Linked DNA regions of Homo sapiens: region 2 is linked to region 1. A link is an interaction called in ENCODE POLR2A ChIA-PET data of the cell type or tissue named here. Cell type or tissue: K562. All regions are shown on one strand. Links, peaks and the distances in the headings refer to the core of each region. The heading gives the core; the rest is flanking DNA. Region 1 overlaps RAB32 (RAB32, member RAS oncogene family). Region 2 overlaps STXBP5-AS1 (STXBP5 antisense RNA 1).

Region 1 (2,919 bases), core at 105-2,604:
CGTTGCCCAGGCTGGTCTCGAACTCCCAGTTCAAGCGATCTGCCCGATCCATCTGCCTCGGCCTCCCAGACTGCTAGGATTACAGGCATGAGCCACCGTGCCTGGTCACTAGACTGTTAAGATTTTTGAAAGTCAACTGAGTGTTTTATTTTTTCCTTCAGAAAATATTTTATTCAGCTTTCCATAATAGACAAAAGAAAAAATTCTCACTCTACTGTTTATGAAGCATACCACAAATGTTGATACTTTCTGGCTGTTTCAAATCTTTCGTACACAGTTAACCTAAAACTCTTCAAACATCATCTGAATAAATCTCCTCTCTGATCTTTTCACATGGTCCTGCATGTGACACACATCTTCACCAGAGGCATCTTCCTATTCACTTAGCCTTTTGTAAAAACCAAAAATTCTCGTGCTTGACAATACCCCCAACCACTCTAGTTGCATGAGAAGTACCTCAGTTAAAAACTCAAACTCACAGAAAATGTCATTTGCTTTTTGCCCTAAATAATTCTTTTTGTTTTGATGGAAAATCTGCCCTTCTATTAGCCATTAGCCAATTTGGAAAGCAGTCCTGTTGTGGACTGAAAGAAGCTATAACACATCCATGCTACACTTCTCATTTTCCAGACTTTCAAACACCACTCACATAAATATATCTAAATACTTTACATTTACAGCTCAGAATTATGAGCTAGAAAGCAAAAGATGCATAAGCAAAGCAGATCTCACCTTTGCAGAGGTTTCAAACCATCCGGCAAAGCCATGTTCTTTGCAGAATTGGTCCACCTGGGAAGGACTCTGGCTACTGTCCTTGTTCTGGTCACATTTGTTAGCCAAGAGGACAGCAGGGATAGGGCTGCCATTTGGAAGATGAACTTTACTATCCAGATCACTTTTCCATTTTAAGACTGCCTCAAATGTGGAACTTCTTGATATATCAAAGACTACAAAAGCACCAACAGCTTCCTTGTAGTATACTCGGGTCATGTTGCCAAATCGCTCCTGCCCTAGACATAAATATAAGAAAAAATTAAAAACTTGTAATTCAGACAGAGTCTACATTTAGGTATAACCCCTTTTACCCCAAGAGCAACACTATGAACAAATGTCTTCCATTCCACAGCAATATAACCTGGTGTGATTAAGGCTATCCATACAGACCATGACCCATAGAGCAGATGTGTCTGATAATTTGGTTTAAGTACATAATGAATTAGTTTTATGTTCTGTACAACATATTCTCCATAAAAACCAATATGACAATATTTAAAGCTACAAAGTCTGTCATTTATTCCGACTCGTCTCCCCTTAGTCTAAGAGAAGAGAGGCACTAAAGGAAAACATAAAGCTGGAAGTAGAGGAAGAAGAGACAAGAATAGAAGAAATGAAGCCTGCAGGAAGGAGATAAGTGCAGTGGGTAACATGCTAGTCAAATAGATTAGGGCTGGACATGAGATAAAGTAGTTCATGTTCTCAACTCATCTCTCCTTCATATCTCTAGCCCATACCCACTTCTGACTCAATATGCAAGATTTCACCCCTGTAAGTAGTAGATACATGAAAATCTGTTTCAGAACAAAAGGCACAACTGGTTGTGTTGTTACAAGAAGAATCAATTCCAGGGTTCTTCAAATGTCATTGTACTTTTAAAATAATTTATGTCAAACACTTTGGGAAAAATCTGCTTTGTACATTATATAGGACTTTGCAAAGCGTTCTCTTACTATCTGCTATTGTACTAATCTTTGGCATAGGAAAGACCCTTCTTTTCATCTGACAGATGTAACAACAGGAAAATGGATGCTTGGCCAGGATTATAGTGGCACTGACTAAAGAAGACAGGACTAGAATCCAGGTCTTCTGACTCCCACACACCTATAGAAGTGGGATGCTAGCCTTTCTGAACTATCTTGCAGTTGCCTTGACTTAGTTACTGACTACAGTGTGAAGGAAAAATGATTGGCAATCAATGCACATCTAAGATGTATCACTCTGTTCTATGATAAAGACACTTTCTTCTTGAAACACATGAGCAACAGGCTTTATCTACATTTTATTGACACATTTTCTCTGCACAGATGCAAAGATACCCCAAAATATAAAATTCTTCCTTCTCCAAACTCTACAATGCAATATAATTTTATATATTGTTTTAGGGAATAATGGAAGAAGAATAAAACAATGGTCAAACGTGAATGCATAAATTTAAGGTTTGTTTTGTGATGACTCCTCATATGGTTTAACTGAAGCTGTACTGTAATAGTCCAAAGGTCTAAATTTTACTGTAACAAATGGTCACATATGAAACCCTACTATTATGCTCATATTTTATTGTGATGTAAATCTGACCATTATATAGTTCATTGGCTCATAATGCTGACATTTATAAAAACTTACATGATATGCCAACTGTTCAAAATCGCTATTCTGCAGAAAGACTATATGCATTGAAATGATTCAGACTCCAATTTCAAATGCAGTGCACACATTACCAACCACTTCCATTTTTATATATTTTAATTATTGAATATGAAAAGACTAAGCAACAAGATATGACAGTCTTAAATTAGGAAATTGAAAAAGTAAGATTTCAAGATAATTACATGGTAATAAACTATTCCTTTGGACTATATCTTTAATTTAGAAAAGAGAGTGGGGTGACAAATGAGTAAAAGAACAGTTAGAAACCTAGAAGTTAACAAAGAGTTGTTAAACTTTAGTGACTGTTGCTTTTTTTTTTTTTTTTTTGTGAATCATCTGTAAATTTCAAGTATTTCCTTTTACTCGTGCTCATGAAAGATGATAGGAGAGTTGTGAAAAAAAAGACAAAGGGATATTACTAGGTATACTAATCGACAAAGTATAAGATGCAGCAAGGCAATCAGGATCCACATTCTATTTTGGATGGGAATCAAA
Region 2 (2,919 bases), core at 162-2,661, 350 kb before region 1:
CTATTTATGCTGATAGCATATCATCTTGTTAGTATCAATATATCTTCCTGGCCTTTCTAGATGTTTCTGAATCTTCATAGGAGTGGAGGGAGGTGACAGCGCTGCTGAAACAAAACAAGTCATGTGAAGAGAATGGTTGAAATTAAATGACAGGTCCATAGGGGTCCTTTCTACTGTCCTGTCTATTTTTGTATGGGCTTGAAATTTTCCAAAATAAAAAGTTAAAAAAAATACCCAAGCATTATCTTCTTGCATATACTTAGTCTTAGCCATCTCAGCTCACAATTTGACAGAAAATTTACCCAGTGTTTTCCTTAGATCAAAATACTTGATTTCAAAAACATTCCTCTCAGTTAAGTGGTAAATTTATCAGAATCCCTCAAGTTAGAATTAAGCATTAACAAATTAAATGAATAAGAACATTCTGAATTTATCAGGATCTCTATTAGTTTTGTTTCCAATCTTGGCTGTACCTGTGTTACATGTAAAAATATTGCCTTGTGTTTTTAATCCCTGACACGGTATCAAAATTGGCCATTTATATATATTTTGGGACCTTAGTGATTGACAGAGCTGAATCAAAGGTTAGACAGCCTTTGGCATCAATCTGTGAGGGGAACTAAACGTCACTGATTACAAAGACATCAATGGGAATATAACAAGTATAAGAAATCATATTTACCAGAATTCCTCTAGGGAAAAGTGGTTGGAAGAATTAGTTTGATAAGACCCTACAAACAAGAGAAGAGACTTTCCAGACTCGGGCTCAGGTGACTGTGAGGAATGTCCTACCTGATTCTGAGGATGGTTGGTCAGGAAAGGGCAGGCATATTTTGCAGAGTGTTAGGCACATTTGAGATCCCGACTAAATTGCTCAGAACAGTTCAGCACAGCCAAGAGCAGCTCTTCTTTTCTGCCACACCCTACAGCACATAACCTCTCTCCTTAATGCACACTGGGAAAATACTTTTAAAACATTAGTTTGAAGAGGCAACAAATTATTAACATGCTCTCTTGTTTAGGTGAGCCCTAGGTTTTAAGACTTAATTTGCAAGAATTAAAATTATAACCAGAATATTGGAAAGTAAAGAAATACTTCCACTCAAAAGATCTAACTCTAAGATGATTTTGCCCCATTTGGTCTCAAGAATTACACTGTTCCATGACCAGGCTAGGACTGTCTTAACAATTCACTATTCAAAGGAAAATATGCATGACTAAAATAAGTGAAGGACAATTGACTGAGCCACAGCTCAGGAACTCCCTGACACCCCCAAAGACAAACTGTCCCTTGGAAGACTTTACCAGCCCTGTGTGGCCAGAGCTGCTACAAGGGCTATTTCCAACATTTCACATAAGCACTGCAGACACAGGCACTGCAGATACGAAGAACATCAAATTCAGCCAACCAGCTTCAGGTTAAGAGAAGGGCAAATATAGTCAGAACAGTGCTTAGAAATGTTTAATGAGCTTTTTTTTTTTTTTTGGTACCTTGAAGAAGACAGAAATGTGAAAGGCATGGCCTTGATAGACCTCCACATCTTTCTCATCAAGCTGTGGAAATTAGAGTCTCCTCTTGTTAAATAGGAAAGGTTAGCATGTAATAGTTAATGAAGCCAAGGAGAATCTGAACAGATAAGACCCGAGTCTGTACAGGCTGCATTTGGAGAATCCCAAATCCTCTTATCTTTTCTCAGAAACTCTGCTGTTTGCAAGATATTGTTTTAAGCAGAGAGGCGACAGGAACCGCAGCAGATGCAAGAACTACTACCTTTTTGAAGGCACGCTAAAACAGAATCTAGGAAGACGTGCTGCTTTGCACTTTCATGGGGCACTGTGACAACACACTGTGTTTTTCCCCTAGATTCAAAACACGAATACCCTGGCAGCTGACCTTTAAAATATTTACAGCATTATGGACACCTTCTGAGCTTCCTACTTTTCTTTGCTTCTTGCATGGCTCTTTGATGTATTTTCTTTCGCATGCAAGTTGCTTATAATACTCACGTGAGGAAATGTTCTGAGCTGAGTGAACCTCAGGAGGGAAGAGGGGAGCTAAACTTTCTCTTACAATGGAACTCAACACGCCTTTGGGCTAAAGGTTATTTGAGGTCTGACCATATATAAGGTACGTATCTTGCCCCAATCCAACTTTCTTTTCTCCCCTTTATGTCTCTTCTCCTCAGATAAATCTAACACCACCTCCCCAATTCCCTACACAGTACCATCAATACAGGTCATAAATAATTCCTTTCATAGGAGCCTTTTTTTATTTTTTATTTTTTTGAGACAGAGTTTCACTAGTGTTGCCCAGGCTGGAATGCAATGGCACGATCTCGGCTCACAGCAACCTCTGCCTCCCGGGTTCAAGCAATTCTTTCTCCTGCCTCAGCCTTCCAAGTAGCTGGGATCATAGGCATGTGCCACCATGCCCAACTAATTGTGTATTTTTAGCAGAAACAGAGTTTCTCCATGTTGGTCAGGCTGGTCTCGAACTCCCGACTTCAGGTGATCCACCTGCCTCTGCCTCCCAAAGTGCTGGGATCACAGGTGTGAGCCACCATACCCGGCCCCTTTCATAGGAGCTTTATCCATTGCTCCCGGACAGCATTCATTCTCCATTCAATTTCATTCACTTCCCCAAGAAACCAATGCCTCCTGTCCCTCCCACTCTGGTGACAGTCCAAAACAACCGCTCCTCTTTCTCTGTCCTCTTCCATCCTTTCTTTGCAAACACTTCTTTGCTTTTTCTCCTGTTGCCCAACTTTTCACTCCCTCACTCAGAACAGTTTTCTTCTATACCCTTTCTTATCCTGTATCTATAAGTCTCCTATGCTCTCAGCTGCCTCACTGAACATTCCTTCCACATTCTTGCTTTAGCTGATGGTTCTCTCACTCTGAGGACATTGTTTCCCCCGT

What was found. ChIA-PET counts read pairs that join two places held together with the same protein. Peaks named below come from ENCODE experiments on the same cell type or tissue, not always from the same donor. Only the 100,000 strongest peaks of a DNase experiment are listed, where the experiment ranks them.
Region 2: POLR2A ChIA-PET joins it to region 1 with 7 read pairs; 1 of 35 experiments calls an interaction of 5 or more read pairs at or near these places.

What each region holds. Positions count from the first base shown.
Region 1 is chr6:146,547,555-146,550,473 of GRCh38, reverse strand. RAB32 (RAB32, member RAS oncogene family) reads right to left here. Exons shown (of 3, transcript NM_006834.5): 2 at 733-1,010. Among named protein-coding and RNA genes, the nearest start is that of RAB32, 5.2 kb to the right of the region's middle. In K562, for the core only: no CTCF peak of the experiment used is centred there; a DNase peak (open chromatin) is centred at 1,453.
Region 2 is chr6:146,895,141-146,898,059 of GRCh38, reverse strand. The region is part of intron 7 of STXBP5-AS1 (STXBP5 antisense RNA 1); the gene reads left to right. Among named protein-coding and RNA genes, the nearest start is that of LUADT1, 260 kb to the left of the region's middle. In K562, for the core only: no CTCF peak of the experiment used is centred there; DNase peaks (open chromatin) are centred at 1,349 and 1,689; H3K4me3 peaks cover 1,340 bases.